Regions from separate parts of the Mus musculus genome. Here region 1 is linked to region 2. A link is a loop called in an ENCODE intact Hi-C map of the cell type or tissue named here. Cell type or tissue: heart. All regions are shown on one strand. Each heading gives the region's core, and the rest is flanking DNA. Links, peaks and the distances in the headings are about the cores only. Region 1 holds the start of 3300002I08Rik (RIKEN cDNA 3300002I08 gene). Region 2 holds the start of Gm10130 (predicted gene 10130).

Region 1 (5,378 bases), core at 223-5,222, 51 kb before region 2:
ATTTTTTAAAAACTGGCATTAGGGCTTAATTTTTTTGCAATTCTGATATAAACTAAAGACCAGCTGAGGCATGCAGCCACATGGACTAAACAATGAGTAGATTCTTAAATTTTCATTGGTAGAAAGGCACTGTTGGGATAGTAGAATGACACAGCTCTTGAGCCATTCAAATAAATTCATTTCCAACATGATAGAGAGATTGAGACTATCAATTATTTTTAAAAATAAAACACTTAATTTTAATTATAATATAGTAACTATGATGATGATAATCTAGTTCATTTTAATGGATATTTTCTTTATTTACATTTCAAATGTTATCCCCTTTCCTGGTTTTCCCTTTGAAAAAAACACCCTCCCCATATACCCTCCCCTCTCCCCCTGCTCACCAACCCACCCACTCCCGCTTCCTGGCCCTGGCATCCCCCTACACTGGGGCATAGAACCATCACAGGACCAAGGGCCTCTCCTCCCATTGATGACCGACTAGACCATCCTCTGCTACATATGCAGCTAAACCCACCAGTCCCTCCATATGTTTTCTTTGGTTGGTGGTTTAATCCCTGGGAACTCTGGGGGTACTAGTCAGTTCATATTGTTGTTCCTCTTTTGGGGCTGCAAACCCCTTCTGCTCCTTAGGTCCTTTCTCTAGCTCCTTCATTGGGGACCCTATGCTCAGTCTAATGGATGGATGTGAGCATCCACTGCTGTATTTGTGAGGCACTGGCAGAGCCTCTGAGGAGAGAGCTATATCAGGCTCCTGTTAGCAAGCACTTGTTGGCATCCACAACAGTGTCTGGGTTTGGTGATTGTATATAGGATGGATCCCCAGGTGGGTCAGTCCCTGGATGGTCATTTCTTCAGTCTGTACTCCACACTTTGAATCTGTAACTCCTTCCATGGGTGTTTTGTTCACCCTTCTAAGAAGGATCAAAGTCTCCACATTTTGGTCTTCCTTCTTCTTGAGTTTCATGTGGTTTGTGAATTGTATTTTGGGCATTCCAAGTTTCTGGGCCAATATCCACTTATCATTGAGTACATATCATGTGTGTTCTTTTGTGATTGGCTTATCTCACTCATGATGATATCTTCTAGATCCATCTCTTTGCCTAAGAATTTCATAAATTAATTGTTTTAATAACTGAGTAGTACTCCATTGTGTAAATGTACCCCATTTTCTGTATCCATTCCTCTCGAGGAATATCTGGATTCCTTCCAGCTTCTGGCTATTATAAATAAGGCTGATATGAACATAGTGGAGCATGTGTCTTTGTTATATGGTGGAGAATCTTGTTGGGTCCTCAGGTAGTACTATGTCCAATTTTCTGAGGAATGACCTAACTGATTTCCAGAGTGGCTGTACCAGCTTGCAATCCCACCAGCAATGGAGGAGTGTTCCTCTTTCTCCACATCCTAGCCAGCATCTGCTGTCACCTGACTTTTTGATCTTAGCCATTCTGACTGGTGTGAGGTAGAATCACAGGGTTGTTTTGATTTGCATTTCCCTGATGACTAAGAATGTTCAACATTTCCTTAGGCGCTTCTTGACCATTCGAGTTCTCTTTATCTAGAGAAATTTTACTAAAATAGATGTCGGTTTTGTTGTTTGTTTATTTTATTTTACCAGACACTGAGGAAGATTTATTGGTTAATTAGAGTGCTTCACAGTGTTTGTCATATGGTTCCTGCTTGGTTCTGATGGTTGACTCATAAGTATTAGGTGTAAAAAGTACTTGTAGTTTTCCTGAACCCTGAAGAAGACACAAAACAAAAACTCTTGTCTCTTAATATACTTCTGTAATTGTTAATACTCTGGGCACCCTTCCACTTGTGGGACAGGTTGATAACTCCACGGTAAGTTGAGAAATGGGCTACACAGTTTATGGACCTAGATTACAGGAGGAAGAAGGGGAAGTGCCTACTTAGTGCTGTGATTGGAGCTCAGGACAGCTTCAAAGTTGCAACAAAGTAGCACAGGGTCACTGCCCACAAAGGGGAAAGCAGGTAGCCGACCGGAAGCTGGAGTTGTGGATCCTCCCCGGACCTAGGTGGGAAAACAGACACAAGATGTACTGAAATGAAAAGCTCTGCAGATCTGCAAAAGGACTGGCTTCTGACTGTGCCCAGGACTAATCCACTGTGTCCCTTCAGTGCACTCTAACCCTAATTGTGGTGCTTATGTTACTCAAGACTCACTAGCCAATCAGCACATGGAGGCGGTCCTGCCAATCAGAGAAGAAGGCGGGCTTTACCGGAAGCTTTCCTGCTAGTTCCTTTATGAAGCAGATAAATCCCGAGGGTTTCTGTATGGCCCTTTCTGTGAAGCAGGGCAATCCTGAGTATTTCTGCTTGGCATGTTCCGTGTGCCGCCGCGGAGTCCCGTGAGGAGAGCTCAGGCAAGTCCCGACATGGTAAGTGCAGGGCCATGTCCAACAAAAGGAAAGAGCAGGGGGCTGAGCAGAGGGAGCTGCTGTCATGGGTCTTCCCCGGGGCTCCGTGATAAACAGCAGCCTGACAAAAGCAGAGGCCTGTGAGGTTCCCTGTGGTCCTGTTCTCTCCCTGGAGCCGGAGGTGGCCTCTGAATAACCTCACTAGGGTGGCTGCATCTGCACAAAGCATTTGGGGAAAGGGCTTCTGTGTAGAAACATCCTTGGCAAGAAGCCAGACGCGGAGAGCTTTAGTTTCTCTGTATCTTCAGGAAGTTCTGGCCTTAGCATTTAGCCCTTTAATATGTAGGTTTGCAAGTGTAAGATCCCTTTGGCTTTGATTTTGTGGAAGCTGTAAAAGGCACCTCGTGTGTTGGGTAGCACTCCAATGTTGAGCTGTGATTTAGAAGCGTAAAATTGATGATGTAAAGGATTTACCAAAACTTATAGTGACACCAAGTAGAATGTAGCTGAGGGAGGACTGCCTCTAAAACACCCCACGGATAATAGGATGCTAGTATATGTGTTTGATTACCAAGATTGTCCAGACATTTGTCTATAAACCATAACAAAGGAGACAAATCTGGTTTACAATCATGAACTAGGGCCATCCTGATATCAAAGAACAGGCCTCTAGCAAGTGGCTCTAAGGGGCAAAATAGGGTCACGACCAACATTAAGGCCTGGTGTGCCATAAAGATCCGGTTTTCTTCTTTCTTTCTTTCTTTCTTTCTTTCTTTCTTTCTTTCTTTCTTTCTTTCTTTCTTTCTTTTATATAAGTACACTGTAGCTGTCCTCAGACACTCCAGAAGAGGGCATCAGATTTCGTTTAGGATGGTTGTGAGCCACCATGTGGTTACTGGGATTTGAACTCGGGACCTTCGGAAGAGCAGTCGGTGCTCTTAACCACTGAGCCATCTAGCCAGCCCCCTGGTTTTCTTCTTAAGCAAAGCATAGTTTTGCCATGTGGACAAGACCACACTTGGTGATAACTGAAAAGGAAAACCACTGCTGTGCTGAGGACTGGCCTGGTCCAGGGAGGCTTTCTATGAGGCCTTCATGAATGGAGAATGGCCCAGCCCCTTCTCAGTCTCCAGAGCCAATGACAGCCTGGGGCTTAGGCTTAGGGGCTTCCCCTAAGGCCCTGAAGTGCTGAGAATAAAATAGAGCTCCTTCTCTAAAGCAAGGATGGTGCTTGGGAGAGCGGGTGGTGGTCTGGGGCCAGGGCCTTCGGGGCCTCCAGGGCCTTCGGGGATGGCTTGCTTCAGACCCTGAGATCCCACCACATGCGGCTATGGTTATCAGTCCCGAGTCCAGTGTGGGCTTGGTCAGGAATGTTTTTGAGAGGTTCAGTGTTCCTTTTGTACAACGTTCTTCTATTAGATCCTTCCTGTGTTTTTCCCATTCATGGTAGTTTGTGCTGACTTGACACAAGTCTCCTATTTTGTTCCATTTTGTCCCTGTAAGAAGTATACAGGATGATATTCTCCAGAAGCCTGTGTGGCATAAGACAGAGCCCGTCCAAGACATCCCCATCCCAGCTTTGATACTTTCTTCCTTCAACTTTTCCAACCTTCGCATCTTCTGGCTCCTCTATCTCAGAACCCTGTCACTGATGAATGATCTGCTGTTTCAGGGCACTGATTTATCTAAGAAATAATTCAGATTATATCTATTCTGTGTAAGTCTCCCATCTGTGGGACTTGCAGTCTCTAGTCCATATTTAAATTGTTTAAAACATTGCCCAGGGCTGGAACCTAAGACACACTTACATGAGACAGCATATGTGGAATGTAAAATCTGTTCTGGGCTGTCTCTTCTCTAAGCATTAGCCAGAGCTGAATATATGCTGCAATTAAAGAGATTTTTCTTAATTAATCTTGTAATTGTTTGTGGAGTGATTGCTCCTGGGGAAGGTATCTTATTCTAGGAGAGCTGCATCTTCTTCCCTGTACTAGAAGTGTTTCTATGACAAGCTATGTTGACTCAGGCACCATTGATCCCAGTCTCATGCTCCCCAGGCAGTGACCTTGCTTTCCTATTGATGAAGAAACTTTCTAAATTTTTGAGATGAAGAATTTTACCACAACAGTGTTTTAAAATTGGTGGTGTACAATTTAACCTGAGATAAGTGAATACTGAATTTCCATTTAAGGGATGTATATAGATATTTCCAGTCCTTGTTGACACAGTTAAGTCAGCTCAGAAATTTGAAACACATGTTATTGGCTGTGTGTCAGGTTAGAGATCTCAGCAGCTAACTTTGCACATAGGGACAAGGTCAAACACTATCATATTAATGCCATTCCTTCTAACAGGGAAGGGCCAGCTCTTTTCAAAATCATTATCCCTATGTGTTCTTTCAATTATATTTTGTCAGGAGCCGTAATGGGACAAGCTAATAACTAGCAGGTGATCATCCTGAAGTGGCCTGCCTCGGATTATTATATAATCTGCGACAGGTGAGCCCTCATTAAGCTAGGCTGTGAGGGACTAATTTTGGGAAAGGTTTCTGCTATTAATATGCTTTTCCTGTTATTATTAAACATATATAACAATCACTAAGTAGGAACACACCCCTCTGCAGATCCACAAAGATGTACTGTCTGGTAGTGATGCTATGTAGACTAATAAATGACTTAAGTCTTTATGATGATCCTATAAGAATTCCTAAAATTATATCTGTGATTATTAAGCTCTTTTATAATGGGACTTCTATTAGGTCCCTTTCTGATAGTCAAAGCTGCAATGAGAACTCTGCCAGTCTCTCAGGTGTCACCAGTTAATTTCTGTTAGATGGTAACCAGACTTTCTCCTACTCAGAGCACATTCCAAGAGGTTGTAAAACAATTAACCAAAGGTCATTAAAAAGCAACTAATGATTTATTATAGGTACTAGGACAGAAGATAAAATTTCAACTGGCTTTATCTATACAAAACTTCACTAATACA
Region 2 (5,378 bases), core at 254-5,253:
TGCCCGGGGAGCATGAGACTGGGATCAATGGTGCCTGAGTCAACATAGCTTGTCTTAGAAACACTTCTAGTACAGGGAAGAAGTTGCAGCTCTCCTAGAATAAGATACCTTCCCCAGGAGCAATCACTCCACAAACAATTACAAGATTAATTAAGAAAAATCTCTTTAATTGCAGCATGCAATCAGCTCTGGCTAATGCTTAGAGAAGAGACAGCCCAGAACAGATTTTACATTCCACATATGCTGTCTCATGTAAGTGTGTCTTAGGTTCCAGCCCTGGGCAATGTTTTAAACAATTTAAATATGGACTAGAGACTGCAAGTCCCACAGATGGGAGACTTACACAGAATAGATATAATCAGAATTATTTCTTAAATAAATCAGTGCCCTGAAACAGCAGGTCATTCATCAGTGACAGGGTTCTGAGATAGAGGAGCCAGAAGATGCGAAGGTTGGAAAAGTTGAAGGAAGAAAGTATCAAAGCTGGGATGGGGGTGTCTTGGACGGGCTCTGTCTTATGCCACACAGGCTTCTGGAGAATATCAGCCTGTATACTTCTTACAGGGACAAAATGGAACAAAATAGGAGACTTGTGTGGAGTCAGCACAAACTATCATGAATGGGGAAAACACAGGAAGGATCTAATAGAAGAACGTTGTACAAAAGGAACACTGAACCTCTCAAAAACATTCCTGACCAAGCCCACACTGGACTCGGGACTGATAACCATAGCCGCATGTGGTGGGATCTCAGGATCTGAAGCAAGCCATCCCCGAAGGCCCTGGCCCCAGACCACCACCCGCTCTCCCAAGCACCATCCTTGCTTTAGAGAAGGAGCTCTATTTTATTCTCAGCACTTCAGGGCCTTAGGTGAAGCCCCTAAGCCTAAGCCCCAGGCTGTCATTGGCTCTGGAGACTGAGAAGGGGCTGGGCCATTCTCCATTCATGAAGGCCTCATAGAAAGCCTCCCTGGACCAGGCCAGTCCTCAGCACAGCAGTGGTTTTCCTTTTCAGTTATCACCAAGTGTGGTCTTGTCCACATGGCAAAACTATGCTTTGCTCAAGAAGAAACCAAGGGGGCTGGAGAGATGGCTCAGTGGTTAAGAGCACCGACTGCTCTTCCGAAGGTCCCGAGTTCAAGTCCCAGCAACCACATGGTGGCTCACAACCATCCTAAACGAAATCTGATGCCCTCTTCTGGAGTGTCTGAGGACCGCTACAGTGTACTTATATATAAGAAAGAAAGAAAGAAAGAAGGAAAGAAAGAAGGAAAGAAAGGAAGAAAGAAGAAAACCGGACCTTTATGGCACACCAGGCCTTAATGTTGGTCGTGACCCTATTTTGCCCCTTAGAGCCACTTGTTAGAGGCCTGTTCTTTGATATCGGGATGGGCCTAATTCATGATTGTAAACCAGATTTGTCTCCTTTGTTATGGTTTGTAGACAGATGTCTGGACAATCCTGGTAAAAAAACACATATACTAGCATCCTATTATCCGTGGGGTGTTTTAGAGGCAGTCCTCCCTCAGCTACATTCTACTTGGTGTCACTGTAAGTTTTGGTAAATCCTTTACATCATCAATTTTACGCTTCTAAATCACAGCTCAACATTGGAGTGCTACCCAACACACGAGGTGCCTTTTACAGCTTCCACAAAATCAAAGCCAAAGGGATCTTACACCTACAAACCTACATATTAAAGGGCTAAATGCTAAGGCCAGAACTTCCTGAAGATACAGAGAAACTAAAGCTCTCCGCGTCTGGCTTCTTGCCAAGGATGTTTCTACACAGAAGCCCTTTCCCCAAATGCTTTGTGCAGATGCAGCCACCCTAGTGAGGTTATTCAGAGGCCACCTCCGGCTCCAGGGAGAGAACAGGACCACAGGGAACCTCACAAGTTGCTGCTTGTCTTTCTGGCTGCTGTTTATCACCAAGCCCCAGGGACGACCCAAGACAGCAGCTCCCTCTGCTCAGCCCCCTGCTCTTTCCTTTTGTTGGACATGGCCCTGCACTTACCATGTCGGGACTTCTGAGTTTGCCTGAGCTCTTCTCACAGCACCCAGCAGCGACACGTGGACCACAACAAACTGAAACACACCGGATTGCTCCGCTTTGGAGAGGAACTTGCAGGAAAGCTCCCGGAAAAGCCCGCCTTCTCCTCTGATTGGCAGGACCGCCTCCATGTGCTGATTGGCTAGTGTGTATGAGTAACATAAGCACCACCTTTAGGGTTAGAGTGCGCGGAAGGGACAGCGAGGAATAATTCCAGGCACAGGCTTCTAGTCAGAGGCCAGTCCTTTTGCAGATCTGCAGAGCTTTTCATTTCAGTACATCTTGTGTTTGTTTTCCCACCCAGGTCGGGGAGGATCCACAACTCCAGCTTCTGGATGCTGAGCTACCTGTTTCTCCCCTTTGTGGGCAGTGACCCTGTGCTACCTTGTTGCAACTTTGGAGCTGTCCTGAGCTCCAATCACAGTGCTCAGAAGTTACTTCCTCTTCCTCCCTCAATCAAGGTCCATAACTTGTGTGCTGCGGGTCACCCCAGTGGAATGTAGGAATCTTTGGAACGAGGGTCCTCGAAGACTAGGTGGGTAAGGATTTGGTGGTGACAAACAGAAATAAACACAGAGGCAATTTGAATCAGTGTGTTTTTCAGCTCTCAAGCGAGGATTTTTATACATAATGAGGAACAAGTATTACAACTCTTAGAAGATGTGTTTAGTGTAGTAATTAGGGGTAGGACAGATAACATCATTGTTATTTAGCACAGTTAAACACAAAATCATCCAAGGCTAATTGCATATTTCCAAGAGCAGGTTAATAAATTTTTATGGTCAGTTATTATTTAACATCTACTACCTAATTTTTTGTGAAACTTCAAGGTGCAAATTTAAACTATTTTAATTCTTCTTCTTTTTTTTTAATCTTAGGCTTTCTTTACCATATACCAAACCCACTTCTGAGGACAGATGTATAGCCATATGAAATTTTGTTATTGAGAAAGTTCTTATCTATCATAATACTATTTTGTAATTTCCTAAATGATTTATGAAGTAAAGCGCTGGTTTTCGCGAAGATAAGGTCATGGCAGTGACCCCCATCTCAAGGGATGGTATCTTACCCAGTGTCTCGCTTACAGCCCCAGCCCAGGCTATCAGGAACATCTTGTAAATAAGGAAAGGAATAGAAGAAGATAAAAAGAGATACATTGCCATGAGAACTTCAGCTCAATATTTTGCTCTGGTCAAGATTTCCAAGAGGCCTCCTTCTTTTGAAATTTTTGCCTCAGTATGTGGAACTTGTCACACAGATCCAACTAAGGTTGGTGTGGCACTTTTATAGACCATTTCTCAACTTACAGTGGAGTTATCAGTCTGTCCCACAAATGGGAAGGTGCCCAGAATATTAACAATTAAAGAGGGATATTAGGAAACAAAAAAAATTTTTGTGCGTCTTCTTCAGGGTTCAGGTACACTGCAAGTACTTTCTACCTAATAGTTATGAGTCAACCCTCAGACCCAAGCAGGAAGCACATGACAAACACTGTGGAGCACTCTTGTTAACCAGCACATCTTCCTCAGTGTGTTGGTACAACAAACAAATAGCAACAGCAATTCTCTAGATAAAAAGAACTGATAGAATCAATCTCTCTATCATGTTGGAAGTGGACTTATTAGAATGGCTCAAAAGCTGTGTCATTCTACTAGTCCAACAGTGGCTGTCTACCAGTGGAAAGTTGAAGAATACACTCATGGTTTAGTCCATGTGGCTGCATGCCTCAACTGGTCTTCAGTATATATCAGAATTCCAAAGAAATAAGCCTAATGCCAGTTTGTTTTTGTTTTTTGTTTTTTTAATGAACTTGCTAGCCAGAGGTAGGGCAAGTAGACAAAGAGAAAGAGGTATCTATCATTTTCAGTGTCCTTTGTATATGTAAGCTGTGGCCTAGATTAAAGATGGATCATATCAACTAAAAGATCCAGATTATATAAGGGTTCTCCCATTTCAAAAGCTAAGATAAAAAAAAATCCCCACAATAGCCAACTATTTGAATTTTAGCTAATTCCAGATATATTTAATATGGCTACCAAGAATAGCCAGTACAACTATCTAGTCAGGAGATGTAAGAAAAAAAATTTTTTTTCTTGTGGCAGGCAATGAGAGCATGGGAGCCATTTCCAAAGCAATGATTTTCTTATAAAAAAGGAAGCATTGAGACTTTACTTGGGGAATATGGATGCGTTCACATAGAGGTTTGCCTACCCCTATGCATGCTAAGTTAAACCTTCTTCTCAACTTGGCCACAAGGTAAAAGCAGAGATATTTTTTCTTTTTGTTTTTTTGAGACAGGGTTTTTCTGTGTAGTCCTGGCTGTCCTGGAACTCACTCTGTAGACCAGGCTGGCCTCAAACTCAGAAATCCGCCTGCCTCTGCCTCCCAAGTGCTGGGATTAAAGGCATGAGCCACCACACCTGGCTAAAAGCAGAGATTTTAAAGATCATTCTTAGCTCAAAGTCATGCAGAATTATGTGTAAATTATAAAAATGATGGACAGAAATGCCTGTGGGATGTTCACCTTGTACTACAAGGTCTGAGCTGAAAATCAAATAAATGACACTATAAAAGTAGATTGCTCAGGGGCCAGTGCTACCTGATAGTCATTATCTGTGATCTTCGATCTAACCAATAAATGTAACAATGCCACAGTTCTCATATACAGAAAGAACGGAGAGTATAAGTGCCAAGGACCAACCTCAAATAGGTCTGGGTTCCTAAGAGAAGGGGAATTTGAAAGCAGCAGGGAATCAAGCAACTTGAAGTCAAACCCTGGGTCCAAGCTTGACAGCTGCGTGGCCTATGTTCTGCTGAGATGACTTTCCAGATGAGATGGTGCTCTGCTCTGCTCTGCTCTGCTCTGCTCTGCTCTGCTCTGCTCTGCTCTGCTCTGCTCTGCTCTGCTCTAGACAGATGTTACTTGCTATTCTAAACACTCTCTGAGACAGGTAGCTTTCTGGTCAAGACAGCTCTCTCTGCTAGTAAAAATTTTAAAAGCTCTCTAGATAGCTCATGGGTTTTCTAACTAAAGTCAGAGAAACTGCTGTAAAAATAAGCTTGGATCTACTGGCCAAGTCAAAAATACAGATAGAAAAATTGTTTTGTTTTGTTTTGTTTTGTTGAGGAAGGAGTTTAATAGTTTAGCAGTTAAGGACATTTATGAGTGAAAATCACCACCTCATAAAAAGAGAGGCATTATTGTTTCTTTCCACCTTACAGGGTACCTCCCTTTATTCCTTCCTTCCTTCCTTCCTTCCTTCCTTCCTTCCTTCCTTCCTTCCTTCCTTCCTTCCTTCCTTCCTTTCTTTCTTTCTTTCTTTCTTT

Evidence for each region. Hi-C counts contacts between places; a loop is a spot of excess contacts. Peaks named below come from ENCODE experiments on the same cell type or tissue, not always from the same donor. Only the 100,000 strongest peaks of a DNase experiment are listed, where the experiment ranks them.
Region 1: it touches region 2 in a loop (4-fold over the local background); 12 of 42 quality-filtered maps call a loop at or near these places.

What each region holds. Positions count from the first base shown.
Region 1 is chr2:150,359,621-150,364,998 of GRCm38, reverse strand. 3300002I08Rik (RIKEN cDNA 3300002I08 gene) reads left to right here and starts at 2,234. Exons shown (of 4, transcript NM_027017.1): 1 at 2,234-2,411. The coding sequence starts at 2,355. In heart, for the core only: no CTCF peak of the experiment used is centred there; a DNase peak (open chromatin) is centred at 2,218; H3K4me3 peaks cover 976 bases; H3K27ac peaks cover 902 bases.
Region 2 is chr2:150,308,196-150,313,573 of GRCm38, reverse strand. 3300002I08Rik (RIKEN cDNA 3300002I08 gene) reads left to right here. Exons shown (of 4, transcript NM_027017.1): 4 at 2,356-2,637. The coding sequence ends at 2,554. Gm10130 (predicted gene 10130) reads right to left here and starts at 2,124. Exons shown (of 4, transcript NM_001374676.1): 1 at 2,016-2,124. The coding sequence starts at 2,018. In heart, for the core only: no CTCF peak of the experiment used is centred there; a DNase peak (open chromatin) is centred at 2,163; H3K4me3 peaks cover 1,016 bases; H3K27ac peaks cover 907 bases.